Regions from separate parts of the Homo sapiens genome. Here all the other regions are linked to region 1. The links are chromatin contacts, found by Hi-C or POLR2A ChIA-PET in ENCODE. All regions are on one chromosome and are shown on one strand. Each heading gives the region's core, a stretch centred on a gene start or an enhancer-like site at or near the end of the contact. The rest is flanking DNA. Distances are from core to core; before and after follow the strand shown.

Region 1 (3,641 bases), core at 497-2,996:
GGCTCCCAAAGTGTAGGGATTACAAGCGTGAGCCACCGCGCCTGGCCGAGACTCTCATTTCTAATGTTCTTCTCAAAACTGGTACTTCACAGCATATCAAAGAGATCTTTGCTCATTCATTCAATAAAATACGTTGATCATGTATTATTTGCAAGCCCCCTGGGTTATGGAACATGGGGAAAATTAAGATGTATAAGATGCAAATACTGCCCTCGAGGGCAAGTGTGATAAAGGACACTGAAGTTTATTGGTTGGCGGGCGCCCATTCTTCAAAAAATGCAAAAAATTTAGCCGGGTGTGGTGGTGTGCGCCTGTAGTTCTAGCTACTTGGGAGACGGAAGCAAGATCACCTGAGCCAGGGGAGGTCGAGGCTGCAGTGAGCCGTGATCACGTCACTGCATTCCAGCCTGGGTGAGTCAGTCCCTGTCTCAGGGGGCGGGGAGAAGCTTATTATCTACCATATACCAGGTATAAGATTATCTATTACTTTCTAAGAATCATGCTTTAGGAGGGGAGATTAGACATGTAGTAATAATACTGTGTTTGGCATATCTCGGGTCCCCAATAAATAGTTGTTAAACGAATGAACATAAAAGTATCTCAAAATAATCGCCCTTATTTCAGAGACCCAGAGAGACTGAAAGGCTCCCTGAAGTAGTGGTTTCCCATAACACAGAACTCATTTCATGTTGGGTCGATCATTTCCGAGCTTCGTAACTAAGTGACTCTGGGCAGGCTGCCTAATCTGAAAAAGGGGATAATGCCTTTCACTTCAGTGTTGTTATGGGGTTGATAATGTATGTGAAGTTCTCCCCACAGAAGGCGCTCAATAAAAAGCAGCAACTATTATAAAATTTTATTAGTAGATACTCACTAGCCATTGATCTAGTGTTTTTTGTTTGTTTGTTTGTTTTACAATTAACTGGGCTCCAGTTATGTAAAACACCTCTTGCAAACGCATTTAAGGACTCGTCGAGACTGAGAGATCACTGCTTTTATCTGGTCGGGAGACACCAGCAATCTTAATTTGGAACGGTTTGATAGAGCGGAGTGCGATGAGGCGGTCCAAGGTTCCTAAGCAACATAGACCTGAGGGGCTTGTCTCCAATGTCCTTTCACCTGTCTTTCAAGTCCCTCTGCTGACCGCACAAAGACTCCCGTGGCCCCGGCAGCAGCTCGGCCTTCTCTACATCTAACCACGTTTACTAAATTTCTACGGCACGCAGCGCACCGCACCAGGAGCTGGGAGCGGCTCGCGGTACAGACCTCCTTCCTCTTTTACTTCGCTGCAGCGGGAGAACTAAGTCCTCTTACCTGAGGCACTGCTGAACTGGTTCGCAAGCAGTCACTCTACCCCCAAGACTAAAACGGTATACCCCAGATCACCACGCAAGTGCGGATACCACAGAAATCCCACCTTCCCCCGGGACCGGGAGCAAAGCCCGCTGGGAAATTGACCTTTCACCCCCTCTCTTGCCTTACCTCAGCTCACCAATTTTGACGCTAGCAAATGAAGCGACGAAGAGAGCTGGAAGGCGGGACTTAGTGTTGCCTGATCCACGCCGATTGGACAACAGCAGTGTCGGGGGACGGGCCGCTCGAGCGGGCTAGCAACCCCCCCTCGATGGGCGGGGAGAAGCGTGGGCTGCGCTTGCGCACTGAGAGGCGGCCGAAGGGGCCGAGGCGGCTACGCGTGCGCGGTGGGCGGAGCGCGGCTCTCCTACCTTCTCGGGCAGCCCAGTCTTTGCCATCCTTGCCCAGCCGGTGTGGTGCTTGTGTGTCACAGCCTTGTAGCCGGGAGTCGCTGCCGAGTGGGCGCTCAGTTTTCGGGTCGTCATGGCTGGCTACGAATACGTGAGCCCGGAGCAGCTGGCTGGCTTTGATAAGTACAAGGTACCGCGGGCCGGCGGATGCCCCTCTCCCTGCTCCCGGCCTCGCCCAGGCGGCTGAGGGGCCCGCGCGGCGCGGTCCGTGTCACCTTGTGCCGCGTGGCTCCGGGCGGGCTGGCGGGCGTTCCTCCGGAGGTCCTGCGGGTCCTGGGGATTGGGGGTCGGGGAGCGTGGGAGCATCCTAAGCCCGCCGCCCGTAGTCGGCACCCCCCGGGAGATTTCCTTTTCCTTAGGAGAGCGCTCAGTGATCATGGAGCGAGGGAATTCCCTTCCTATTTTTTTTAAACTTATTATTTTCGTAAGCCCCCGAAAGGATGGAGTTCCTTCTGTTGTGTCAATCGCCTTCATTTTAGTGAAGTTTCCACTCGCCTGTCATGCATACAACTTCGGAGGAGGAGATGATCGTTTGGCAGATGAGGCCCGGGAGGGGAGCGACTTGCCGATGCCATCCTGCTGATGTCTCCACTTCTGCTCCCGGCAGGGACTTCCTAAGCGGCAGCTTGTGGCGCTAGGGCCACCAGATGAAAGGGAGGTGCACAGGAAGGAGCTGTGGAGTGGAAAGAGCGCGGGCTTTCGAGCACATACAAACCTGATTACAAAAGTCAGATTTCTTTATTTCGTCTTGGGCACGTCATTTTAACCCCGCTCAGCCTCTCTTTTGTGTATGAAACTGAAAGTAATAGCTTCTGCTGTGCAAAATGATTAGAGGAATTTGTGAAGCGCTTGGCAACATACTAGGACCCCAGTAAATAAATGCGGGTGGTTAACTTTCCTCCAAATCTGGTTCCCATCCGCAGTTCCTTTACCAATGAATGACTCTAACCATCCAGTCGACCAAGCCTGAAATATGGGCTTTAACCCTTCATCCTTGTTGTTACCCGTTCATCTTCACATCTTAGCTTAAATATTGCTTCCTCAAAGAAGCCCTCCCTACGTGCCCCTTTCCCCCTTAAATGTGCGCTCTGTTCGTTTATGGAATTGCTGCTTTAGCGTGTCTCGCCATTAGAATATAATGCCCAACTCATTAGAGTTTTCTTGTGGACCATCATGGCTTAAGCACAGTGCTATGTGCATACTAGGCACCCAGTAAGCATTTGTGGAATGAATGAATAACTGAAAAAGTCATAATGGATTTTGTTTAACTCGAGTTAAAAAAAAAAAAAGCAAGGGTCCTTAGAAGGTCACATAGCATGTTTCTCTGCTTTCAAGCCGTATTGTGCCATACCATTCTGAACCGAGGTGATGACTTGTCTTAACATTTTAAGTGGAAAGAGGGTCCAGAGCCTTCTTGGTAACTCGGGCCAGTGCTTTTCAACTTTCATTTTAGAAGGCTGTTAACCCAGATACCTCCTGTTTTGCCTTAAGCTCTACTCCCCTTTTGTTGTCTGTTCTGCAGGGTAAATATTGACATATAAAACATTTTCTTCCTTACTAGGGTCTGACTTTCTAAGTGCCAATAAAATAGCTATTTCAATGGGAGCAGTGTTTATAATAGGAAATCTCCTTTTTCTTATAAAGAATCTTCCCTAGATTTATATTTTCAACTAAATAAGTGTCTTAATTTACTAGAAGTTTCGTGTAATTTTCTGTTCTGATCTTTCCCCCTTTTTTATTATATAAGTTCCTGTATCTGACAGCAGATGACTTCCTATCATCCTGGAAAACAAAGGTCGATTTAGCAAGCGTCCAATGTTCACTAAAATAGTTTGTTGATATCATTTTAGTTATAATGAGGCTTCCTTGGGGAAAAAA
Region 2 (3,641 bases), core at 565-3,064, 2.0 Mb before region 1:
TGCTATTTTTGTGAAAATACAAATTTTTTAACACTATTAATCCAATCCCCAAAACATGCCTAACACACCTCCTCATATTCAGGAGAGATCAAGATTTTAGCCTTGAGATGTACCGAACAATGGTAACTCCCTGCTTAGTAATTCTGTACAGGTCAAGTTTTCTTGGACGAGTTTACCTTTCATTACAAAGGTGGGCACAGGGAATAGTTATCAATGCATGGAAGGGTGAAAAAATGCAAGCTTTTCAACTGCTTATTAATATTACATCAAAATAGCAGCAATGCACATTTTTTCCACGTTTTCAAAAACATAAAATACATCCACTTTATTTACTTTTGAAATTACAAGAGAGTCACAGGCACAGCCAAAAAAAGCTAAAGGAAAACACATCAGAGTTGTCAGTATCTTTAAATTTGGAAGGACGTCATTATTAATTCGCGTAAATGTTTTATGCGATGTTTCTAGGTAGCTTTTAGGTTTTATCACTGATTAACAATATAGCAAACCAGCACAGGGAGAGAGGCAATTTTTCGAAACGCTTAAGAAGCTTTAAACTACAAGAGCTATGCTACCTAAACTGAGCTCACTAACAACGTAAAATTTCAAGTCACACCTTGCCTATTTCTGAGTAAGCAAGCAAACACTAGTGAGACAAACTAGAAGCATGGAGCAAAGCAAGTCATTTCTATGCTAACCTTAATTCCTATCGTAAAGGGGTTGGCTCCATCAAAAAATATTCCTATTTCAGTATTAACACAAGTTTCAAATAAAGCACACTTGCCATTGGTAATTCTAGAGCGACAAGGCGCATAATTAATAAATCCAAACGGAGCATCTTTCTATAGAATACAAAGCCATCTGCAGTTTCAGCCTCGGTTTACCCACTCACTATGCATATGCAGACGTCTTTAAAAATAAATAAATAAATACACAAATAAACTTTATCTGGCCTGAGAGATTACATCTCTCGGTGCTTCCTGTATATTCTGGAAGTCAATAACGCTGAAGGTAAATTTAACATTTCCAACTCCGGAGGAACGCGAGCGGTAGACGCCAAGCATCCGCCCACTGTCCTCTCGTGACTCGGGCTACTTTGACGCACCGGGATGCGGCTCACCTGACATTCGGCACCAACCCTTGCCAGGAAGGAAAACCAACTCCGCGAAAATAAAATGGGTCCCCGAGGAGGCGTGCGGGTGCCCCCAGAGCTCTCTTCTGCTCACACCCCGAAAGCGAGGGGGCCACGCCACCCCCGACCCTCGCCGGCGTCCGCCACCTGCCAGACGAGGCCGCGGCCAGGGACCCGGGCTCGGCCGCAAGGAAGGGGCAGCCCAGCCCAGGCCCCCTCGGCGTCTGTCCCGGCCCGGCAGCAGAGGAAGGAACCCGGGGCCGGAGGTTTCCGCCCCGCACGGCCGAGCCCGCCAGGGGCCTAGCTCGGGGGCCGCCCGTACTCCCGAGGACCCGTCCCCATCGTGCGGAGCGCACAGCCGCCTCAGCCCGACCCGCAGAGCCTCCGGGCAGCGGGCGCGGCGCCCGCACCTGCCCCGCGCCTTGCTGCAGCCCCGCTAGCGGCTTCACCCACCTGGCGCCCTCGCCGCGCCTCCCGCTCGTCACAGCGCGACTCCGCGTCCCTCAGCACCGGCAGCCTGGGCGCGGGCAGGCGCGGGGAGACCCTGCTCTGCCGCCGTCGCCGCCACTGCAGCTGGCTTGGTCGTCAGGCCGCCGCCCGCGAACCTGTTGCGTAGCCTGTCACAGCCGCTCAGGGCTCCGCCGGCGCCGCCTCAGCCCCACAACAACATGGCGGCCGCGGCCTCCGCAGGAAGCCGGGGGGCGGGGAGGTAGGCGCCGGGCCGGGCAGCTGACGGCCCGCCCGCTGCCGGGCACCGACTCCCCACCCTCCGGAGCCCGAAACTGCCCGGGCGTGGCTCCTCGCCCCAGGAGTTCCGGGGCATTGAACCCTGAAGGTCTGCTCCGAGTCGGTCGGGTCCGAAGCGCTCCTCTCTGCCCTCGGGGAGGCCCCGAAGCCCCAGACCTGGCAGCCCTTCCTGGAGTTGCACAGACCCACCTGGCTCCTCCTCCCCGAGGTAACATGCTGAGCTTGGGTGGTGCTTTTCCTGCCACGGCAGACGCCGGGGTTTTGGAAAGTCCCAAGCAGTGCCTGCCACATCCCTGTTGCACCCACCACGGGGTTCTCCCTGGAACCTTCTCACTCGCCGAAGTTTTCTCCACTGATCTGGGGGAACGAATTCTCTGGGAATTGGGGGGTGGAAGGTGGGAAGGAGGTTGATCCCACCCTTGCCCATGGGTCTGTTACAGGCCTCTTGAACCCTTCTCAGGGACCTGGAGGACTTAACCATACCCTCGGTCATCCATTCACCATTCCTCGCCCTCCTCCATAACACACGCGGAGCGCCCACGAGGAGCACCCTCTACGCTAGTCACACTCCGCCGAGCAGTAGGAAGACTCTGTCCCCATAGAGCATAGCACGACGAAGCTAAACTTTCCTCCCCACCCCTCGCCAAGGGACAGGCGAAGCTCCTACTCAGAATTTGTCTCTTTTCTCCCCTCCCGGTTCCTGGTCTCCTCACAAAAGACCAGACTTCAACTCAAGCCGCCACCGTATCCCAAAACCCCAAAGGTTTGCCCTTGACAAGAAGCTTCTTCAAGGGGAAAGGCTTTCTTTTGATTGGGGTGAGGGAGGAGTTAGTGTTTCCTAATGAACGTAACCAAATGTCGGCCTGGCACAGTGGCTCACGCTTGTAACCCCGGCACTTTGGGAGGCCGAGGCAGGTGGATCATCTGAGGTCAGGAGTTGGAGACCAGCCTGGCCAACATGGTGAAACCCCGCCTCTTCTAACAATACAAAAATTAGCTGGGCGTGGTGGCGGGCGCCTGTAGTCCCAGCTACTCGGAAGGCTGAGGCAGGAGAATCGCTTGAACCTGGGAGGCGGAGGTTGCAGTGAGCAGAGATTGCACCACTGTACTCCAGCCTGGGCGACAAGAGCGAAACTCTGTCTCAAAAAAAAAAAAGTAACCAAATGTAAGACTCAAGATTTTTGGATATAAGACCCAAGATTTCTTTTTTTTTTTTTTTTTTTTTTTTTTTTTTTCCTGAGACAGACTCTCACTCCGTTGCCCAGGCTGGAGTGCAGTGGCGCAACTGTGAGATCTGTGCTCACTGCAACCTCCGCCTCCCAGGTTCAAGCAATTCTCCTGCCTCAGCCTTCCAAGTACCTGGGATTACAGGCACTTGCCACCACGCCCGGCTAATTTTTGTATTTTTAGTAGACACTGGTTTCACCATGTTGGCCAGGCTGGTCTCAAACTCCTGACCTCAGGTGATCCACCCGCCTCATCCTCCCAAAGTGCTGGGATTGGCGTGAGCCACCACGCCCGGCCAAGACCCAAGATTTATTTTGGCTTTTAGAAGCAGGGTGAGGGCTGGTCTGGGGTCCAAAACTCATATCCCTTGATTTGATCTGTGTAGATCAAATAACCCCTGGCATCCTTTCATTCCTTACCTGTTGAGGCAGGTGAAGGTGAGATGGCTCCAAACCCAGGCCTATCTGAACTGGCCAGCCAGCTTAGGAGGAATTTACCAAACATCGATGATGATAAACAGGCTTTTCCCGCTCTCACA
Region 3 (3,641 bases), core at 694-3,193, 1.4 Mb before region 1:
ATCTTTCCATTTGCCTAAGTAATTTATCTCCCTTTGTAGAGTTTGAAACTTGTCTTCATATAGGTGCTGCCTATTTCATGTTAAGTTTAAACCTAGGAACTTTATTTTTGTTGTAACTGTAAATTAAAATTGTTTTTCAATTACACATTCCAACTGAATATAATTTGGACACAATAAAGTTATTAATTTGTGGGTAATAATTTTGCTTTATTGAATTTTTATAATGTTTCTAATAGTTTTTCAGTTATTTCTCTTTGGGTTTCCAGGTAAACAATCGTATTATTAGCAAATAATGTTAATTTTACCTTCTCTTTTCTAATATTTTTATATTCTCTTACTCTTGTCTAATTGCACTGGCTAATAAAACTAGAAAAATGTTAAGTAGATGTGGTGACACTGGGCATTCTGAGCTGCTTCTAATGTTGTATCATTAGGCACAGTAAAATTACTTTTTTTTTTTTTTTTTTTTTTGAGACGGCGTCTCACTCTGCCGCCCAGGCTGGAGTGCAATGGCGTGATCTCGGCTCACTGCAGCCTCTGCCTCCCCGGCTTAAGCGATTCTCCCGCCTCGGCCTCCCAAGTAGCTGGGATTAAAGGCGTGCACCACCATGCCTGGCTAATTTTGCATTTTTAGTAGAGACAGGATTTCACTATGCTGGTCTTGAACTCCTGACCTCAAGTGATCCGCCCGCCTCGTCCTCCCAAAGTGCTGATGTATTACAGGCCTGAGCTAGCGTGCCCAGTCCCTAGAAAAAAAAAAACACCTCGTACACAGCTGACGTTCAAAAAAATGTTGACTTTCAGTGAATACTATGCTAGCACATACACACAAAAGTAGTACGGGATCATGCTACACAGAAATAAAAAACACTAAGTAAACATTTACTGAGCATCTCCTGGGTGCCAGGCACTGGACTAGGCACTGCCTTAACAGCTCTTTCGGAGTTGATTTTGAACGCATACAACGACGGAAAGAGCACCGCAGTGGGAATGTGAAGACTTAGGTTCTAATCTTTCCTCGGTCACTGATTTGATGACCTTGGGAAGTTCTTAACCAACAGATTCCACTTGCCCAAAAGGAAAGAATTTGAGTGAAGAGGAGGCCGTCTTGGAATTCATAAGGGAAAAGGCCTCAGGTTACCTCTGGCCTTCCCTCCCCACGTACTAAAGGAGAGTTTATAGCTGATGAACCACAGATGGGGCAGAGAGAAGGGCGGTGGAACTAACAGATATGGGGACACCACCAAAAATAAAACACAACGCAAAACAAAACAGCGCGGACCCCGGCCATCCCTTGCACCTCCCCTGTGAAACACGTCAACGTCAGTTACGCTCTCTCGTGACGGGAATGCAGAATCTGGGCTGCCGGGCACCATTTCGCGAACCCCAAATTCTCACACGCACCCCATAACGTTCCGCCGGCTCCCAGGCCCGGCTGGGGGAACTAAACTTTCATCCTCCATCTCCCGGTCCCGGACGGCCCCCTAGAACGCGGGCAAGGTATCTAGGCCGACGGCCCCTCATGGGGACCCAGGCCTTCTTACTCTTTTGGGGGTACATTCAAGGCTTAGAGGCCACCCCAGACACCATCTCCGGAAGAGTGACGTCGGAGGACGAGGGGGCAACGGAAAGGTCAAAAAGGTCGGGGAGTTTCGTTCGCGGAGCCGCACCCCTCGGCTGAGACCCGGGCCTGCTCGGGGGCGGAGAGGAGGCCGGGCCCCAGGCTGTTGAGTGGCCGCCCTTCCAGCCAATGGACACGTCGCCCCGCCACGCTGGGGCCCGCCCCTCCCGGCTCGCTGTACTCACTTTCCCCACTTCGGCGTTGCCCATGGAGATGACTTTGATGCGGAGAGACCTGCCGGGCTCCTTCCGCTTCGGCATGTTGGCCTCCATGGCCCTGGCTCTCTCGGGGCCACCCGCCTCGGTCTCTTCTTGTGCACCGCTGGCCCGTCCCTCAGGCCTCCTCGTCCAATGGCGGAGCCGCTGCTCTCGTCACCGCCTCGCCTCCGCTGCTCGCCATCCCCGCCGCTGCCTGGCAGCAGGCGCGGGCGGTTGGGAGCGTGGGGAGCCGGGGGAGGGAGACGGGAGTCTCGCGATGCTAGCGCGGGGCTGCTGACGTCATCTGCAGGCCCTGGAGACGCGACTGCAGTTACCGAGTTTCTAAGGCCTCGTCCCCTGACGGGAAGGCGGCGTTGGGGGGCGGCTGGGTTTACCCTTCGAGGTGAGCGCGTCCTTGTTTTCAGGGACGCCCGGACGGGAGGCGTTTGTTGCTTTCGCAGCCGAGTGGTGGAAATGTATTGGCTCTTCAGGGCGGGTCTGGTAGTGTCTCGTCCGTTTGGGAGTGTTTTTTTTTTTTTCTGGATTCTTTTTCGGTTCCATGGGCCGGGCTGCTGCTCCTCTTCCCCCTCCAATATTTTGTTCCCCTTGCTCGAGATCCCCGAGAGGCAGACCCCAAAGCCAGGAAAGTGGGGAGGTCGGAACCCTGGTTCTGGAAGAGGGCCTTGGGCAAGGCGTGAAGCGATTCTGAATCTGGTTCCTATTGTTTTTTATTTTAAATGGAGTTGTCTATTTGGAGTCAAGGCAAGAGTGTTTAGTCTTGGCCCTCCTATTACAGATCTCTGATGGATTTGTTGACTCCTCTGTGGGAGAAAGGCTTGGTCTACTGCAGGTGTTAACGCTAAGCCAGGCTGGAGCTGTGGACGTCAGTTTCCTCAGCTCCCCGCTGTTCGCTTCGAACGTGACCTCGACGTCTGCTCTCCCCTTCCCTTTAGCTGACAATGTGACAGTGCTTGAATAAAAGTCAGTCTGACAGGAACGGTAATTTTTTTTCAGTGAATATCTTCAGTTACAGAAGATAAATAGAACTTGACAATGATTATTTATAGTGCCCTGAAAAAAAATGGCTGCCAATTTCCCTGTATATTACAAAGACAAAAGTAGCATTGCTTCTTTTCTCACCTAACTTTAAACATCTTAAGGGAAGTGCATTACAGGAAGGCAATGAGCAAAGGCTCAACATTTCACAGTAAAGTCAGATTTTCCACATTTTAATTTTAAAATGTGTTTTTTAAACATTAAGTTTTTTTTAAGACAAGTTTATTCTGGATTGTTTTGATAATCAAATAATATAACTTAATTCACTGAAGCTTCTAAAATTATTTACAAATATGAAATATAAGTCCTGGTTAGAATTTGGATAGTTTTAAAGCTTAAAAGAATCCACATGCTAACTTCTCAGTATGATTTAATAAATCAAATTACTAAACATGTAATTTCTTCGACAGTTCACCTTTGGCCCTGTAATAGGGTAACTGGTATTGTGGAAGAATAATTATAAAATGTCAAATCTTCAGCTGTTATGATTGATTAAGTATGGTGCTGTTGAGACTAAGCAGTAAAACATGCCACAGATTTAAATTGATTACTATTTTTTTCATATTGATGGGGTTTTTTTTGTTTTTGTTTTTGTTTTTGAGACAGAGTTTCCCTCTTGTTGCCCAGGCTAGAGTGCAGTGGCACAATCTCTGCTCACTGCAACCCCTGTGTCCCGGGTTCAAGCAATTCACCTGCCTCAGCCACCCGAGTAGCTGGGATTACAGGCACCCACCGGTATACGCAGATAATTTTTGTATTTTTAGTAG
Region 4 (3,641 bases), core at 427-2,926, 1.0 Mb before region 1:
GGGAACCAGAGGGCACTGCTCCCCGCCCAGGGCGCCAACACCTCCTCAACTGGCCGTGCAGCGGAGAGAGGGTGCCAGGACGGAGGGGATGAGGAGAGGGGGAGAAATGGCAGAGGGGCGCTGGGGTGGGAGAGGGTGCCCCCAAGAAGGGAGGCTTCAGGAAAGCGAAAAGCAGTTTGGCAGCCCCAGGGCCGCGGGCCCCAGCGATGAGGGGCTGGGGGAGGCCAGGGGCGGGCCCTGGACCCGCGCCAGCCCGGTCCGCGCCGAAGGGGAGGGAAGGCAGGGCGGCCTGGGGGAGGGGAACTGGGGTGAGGGCGGGACACGGACAGCCGCCGCCTGCGGCTCCGAAGCTCGAGGTCTCCCGGGGTGCGGGGACGTGGGGCCGAAGACCCCGCTCCGCAGCCGCGGCGAGGCCTCGTCCTTCACTGTGCAGATGCGAAGCTTTCAAGGACACGTCTGCACCGGCCCGGCGGGGTGCGTGTGCGTGAGTGTGTCCGCGTGCGTGGGAGTGTGCGCGGGGGTGCTGGAGGGGCGACCCCGGGCGTACCCCCCCTGCGCCGCTCCCGGTCCCGGCCCCGCTACTTCCACCCCCGCGTTTTCCGGCCCCCGCGGCCCGGGCCCGGGCCCGGGATCCTCGCCCGCCCCCGCCCCGCCCCCACATTGCGGCGCCGCCACCGCGGCCGCCCGGGCACCCACGGCCCGCGGTGGGGACAGGGAGGAGCCGGGCACGACCACCCCTCTCCGTGCCGCCGGCACTCCGGGGGAAGGTGTGCCCCCAAGGCGGGCGCTCTCCCCGGCCCCGCCGCCCCTCCCGGCCCCGCCGGCGCCCCGCACCCCCAGCCACAGGTGGCCGGAGGAGGATCGCGGCGCGGCGCTCCCCGGCCCGGCCCCGCCATCACCCCTCGGCCCGCCCCCGGGGGCCTCCCGGGTCCCCCGCCCCGCGGGGCCGAGGAGGGCCGGGCGCCGGGGGGAGGGGCGGGGGGCCGGGTCGTGCCAGGCTGCCATTTTCTGCCGCCGCCGCGGAGCCTGCGCGGGGCCCGGCCCCCGCCCCCTCCCCCGCTCCCCCGGGCCGCCGCGGGGGCCGATCCTTCTGGGTCGGGGTCCGCGCCCTCCGGCGCCCTGGCCGCGGGCTCCAGGCGGGGCCGCGGGGCTGGGGCAGAGCCCGGAAGGCGGGGGCGGCCCGGCCGGGGCCCCTGCGGCAGCGGCGAGCCGGGCACCGCGGCGCAGGCCGGCGGTGGAGGGGCCCCCCGCGGCATTGTATAGACTTGAACTTGAGCCCGGAGCCGGGCGGGGGCGGGGAGGGGGGTCCGCGCCGGGAGCGGGCGGGACGGGAGGGGGCGCCTGCCGAGCCCGCGGGGACATAAACAAACCCTCAAATCCCCCGCGCCGCCCCGGCCAGCCCGGCCCGCCGTCCCCGCCTGCAGTCCCGGCCCCACGGGCGCCCGGCGCCGAGTTGCAGGGGTCCGGGAGCGTGCCCCGAGCCGGGCACTGCCAGCCGCGGCGCCCCCCGCCCGGCTCCCCGGCTCCCCGCCGCCTCCGGGCCGGCCTTCCGGGCCGCCAGCAGCGGCGCTCATTACCGTATGGCCGGTGGGGTCGGGCCGGCCCGGCTGCGCGCCCTGGTGCCGCGGCGCCGCGTCCCGGCTCGTCCTCTGCTCTCGCCGCCGCCGCCGCCCGCGCGCCCTCCCTCCCTCCCGGCCCGCCTGCCTGCCTCGCTCGCTCGCTCCCTCCCTCCGCTCGCTGTCGCGCTCCCTCTCTCCGCCTCCTCCGCCGGGTCCCCCCCTCCCACCCCTTCTCTCCGCCTTCCTCCTTCCCTCCCTCCGGCCGCCCGCGGGCCCAGGCCTCCGCCCGCCGCTCGCCCCCCGCGGCCGCGCTGGCCCCGGCCCCGGCGCTGCGGAGCCGGCCCGGGAGGCAGCGCCGACTGGGGGGCCCCGGGGCGCCGCGGCGGGAGCGGCCTGGGCGCGCGGCCGGTCCTAGCGCCCTCGGCGCGACTTCCCGGCCTCTGCGGCCCCGCCGGGGTCCCCGCACGCCGCTTGGCGGAGGTCTGGACCCCGCACCGCCCAGACCGGGGGCCGGGCCCCGGGCGCCCCGCCTCGGCCGCGCTCCCGGCCACTCAGAGCCCCTCGAGTCGTAGCCGAGCTCCGGGCCTCGCCGCAGCCCTCCCCACGCTGGGCGCCCCGCTACCTGGCGCTGCTTCTGCGCTGGGTCCCCGCATCCAGCACTGGCCGCAGGGACAGCGGCCCCTCCTCTCCCCGGGCCGGTGTCAAGTGCCTCCCCCCGCAGCCCGCGGAGCCCCCGGCGGCCTTCGCCCTGCAGTTCTCCCGACCTCCGCCAGAGCCCACTGCGCTCTGCCTGCCTCAGCACTGGGGCTGGGGACAGCAGCGCTGGCCCAACCGCGCCGCAACCCCCAGCCAGGTGCCGCCGCGGAGTAGAGGCCACTCTGCTCTACAGGGCCAAGGTCGGAGCGCCAGGCTCCTCCTGGCCGTCCCGCAGGCTCCAAAGCCTCTCTGAGATGAGCTGCCTTGAAGGGAGTGAGTTCCCCGTACCTTGAGGTGTCCAAGTAGAGTTGGGTGTCCTCAGTTGGGCACTGGAAGACTGAAAGATTTCATGAGGTGGGAGGTTGAATGAAATGACATTGAAGGTCTCTTCCAGCTGGAAGATTCTGTGTGTGCCTACACACCGCCCTCACCCCTTCACCGTGGGGGCTGTTCTCCTTCCCCATGGAGCGCTCAGGGCTCTAGGTTCCTGACTTGGGGCACCTCTGTCTAATTCCACCAGCACAGCCACTCACTATGTGCTCATCTCACTCCTCCAGCAGCCGCTGTAGGACTTGGGGCTGGGCACCCCCCCACCCCCGCCTCCAGCCTCCTTGCGCGCCCCAGCACCCCACCAGCCACCCGCAGCTCTGCACCCCGAATTCTACTCAGCACTTCAGCTATATCACAGTGCCCTGAGCTCCCTGACTGGCACAGGACATGGCGTGCTCCCTTCCCAGGGACCCGCCATCCTACTTGTGGGCAGGGATTGCTGGAGTTGGTGGTGGGACTCACTTCACAGTGAAGCGGATCCTACTTTTCCCTTCTCCCCATGCAGCCCAGCACCCGCCCCCCCAACGCCACCCTTTTAGCGTCACAGAACCGAGTTGCCAAGTTCTCTGGGACCGGGAGCTGACCTTTCATACAGACGGGAAGGTTTTCCTTCGGGAGGTTCTCCAATGCTTCCAGGTCCCTCCGTCTCCCCAACCCCCACCCTGAGCCTCGATATCTGAGACCAGCTTCTAGGCCATAGTTCTGGCCGTTTTCAGTGTCACCCTCACTCAAGTGGCCACCCCGCCCTACTGATGATAGGCCCTGCTGTCCATGGTCCCCACCGGCCCAGAGACTCCCAGTGCTCTGTGAGGACAGGGGCCGCGTCTGTCATCCCTGTAGCCCAGCACTTGGTGCTAGGAGATTCTCAGTAAACCTTGGTGGAATTAACATGTGACCCTCCTGGGCTGTTCGCTTTCTACATCAGGAGGGGCATCCGTGAACACTCTAAATGGCGCACCCAGCTTGGCAAAGGAGAAGACCGTTTATAGAAGGATGACTGAGATACCTCTGCCTTCATCAAGGGCTTACATATAACACGGCCCCAAACAGCAGCGA

The links. A loop is a pair of places that touch in the nucleus more often than their neighbours do. ChIA-PET counts read pairs that join two places held with the same protein, here RNA polymerase II (POLR2A). Pooled maps may share reads with other maps.
Region 2: a map of CD8-positive, alpha-beta T cell shows a loop between it and region 1 (8-fold over the local background). The contact joins the promoter of ITSN2 here to the promoter of SELENOI in region 1. A Hi-C loop is called at or near these places in 1 of 168 maps with a recorded cell type or tissue (CD8-positive, alpha-beta T cell) and 6 of 50 pooled maps. POLR2A ChIA-PET finds 5 or more read pairs at or near these places in 1 of 52 experiments (CD4-positive, alpha-beta T cell).
Region 3: a map of CD8-positive, alpha-beta T cell shows a loop between it and region 1 (37-fold over the local background). The contact joins the promoter of DNAJC27 here to the promoter of SELENOI in region 1. A Hi-C loop is called at or near these places in 7 of 168 maps with a recorded cell type or tissue (B cell, CD4-positive, alpha-beta memory T cell, CD8-positive, alpha-beta T cell and 2 more), 3 of 37 single-sample maps with no recorded cell type and 14 of 50 pooled maps.
Region 4: a pooled map shows a loop between it and region 1 (9-fold over the local background). The contact joins the promoter of DNMT3A here to the promoter of SELENOI in region 1. A Hi-C loop is called at or near these places in 5 of 50 pooled maps. POLR2A ChIA-PET finds 5 or more read pairs at or near these places in 2 of 52 experiments (activated CD8-positive, alpha-beta memory T cell and activated T-cell).

The regions. Positions count from the first base shown.
Region 1 is chr2:26,344,397-26,348,037 of GRCh38, forward strand. It overlaps SELENOI (selenoprotein I), which reads left to right and starts at 1,747. Exons shown (of 10, transcript NM_033505.4): 1 at 1,747-1,893. The coding sequence starts at 1,837. ADGRF3 (adhesion G protein-coupled receptor F3) reads right to left here and starts at 2,393. Exons shown (of 14, transcript NM_001321971.2): 1 at 1,725-2,393. The coding sequence starts at 1,838. RefSeq lists enhancers at 1,212-1,351, 1,672-2,439, 2,552-2,651 and silencers at 1,562-1,791, 1,842-1,901, 1,962-2,011.
Region 2 is chr2:24,358,722-24,362,362 of GRCh38, forward strand. ITSN2 (intersectin 2) reads right to left here and starts at 1,815. Exons shown (of 40, transcript NM_006277.3): 1 at 1,583-1,815. RefSeq lists silencers at 1,229-1,628, 1,639-1,688, 1,699-1,998 and an enhancer at 2,099-2,248.
Region 3 is chr2:24,970,012-24,973,652 of GRCh38, forward strand. It overlaps DNAJC27 (DnaJ heat shock protein family (Hsp40) member C27), which reads right to left and starts at 1,944. Exons shown (of 7, transcript NM_016544.3): 1 at 1,807-1,944. The coding sequence starts at 1,893. It overlaps DNAJC27-AS1 (DNAJC27 antisense RNA 1), which reads left to right and starts at 2,101. Exons shown (of 3, transcript NR_034113.1): 1 at 2,101-2,221. RefSeq lists enhancers at 1,355-1,484, 1,438-1,956, 1,495-1,604, 1,865-1,974, 1,957-2,475 and 2 more and a silencer at 1,655-1,734.
Region 4 is chr2:25,340,249-25,343,889 of GRCh38, forward strand. DNMT3A (DNA methyltransferase 3 alpha) reads right to left here and starts at 1,677. Exons shown (of 23, transcript NM_022552.5): 1 at 1,578-1,677. RefSeq lists silencers at 400-519, 800-1,039, 1,140-1,309, 1,600-1,809, 1,870-2,349 and an enhancer at 2,470-2,589.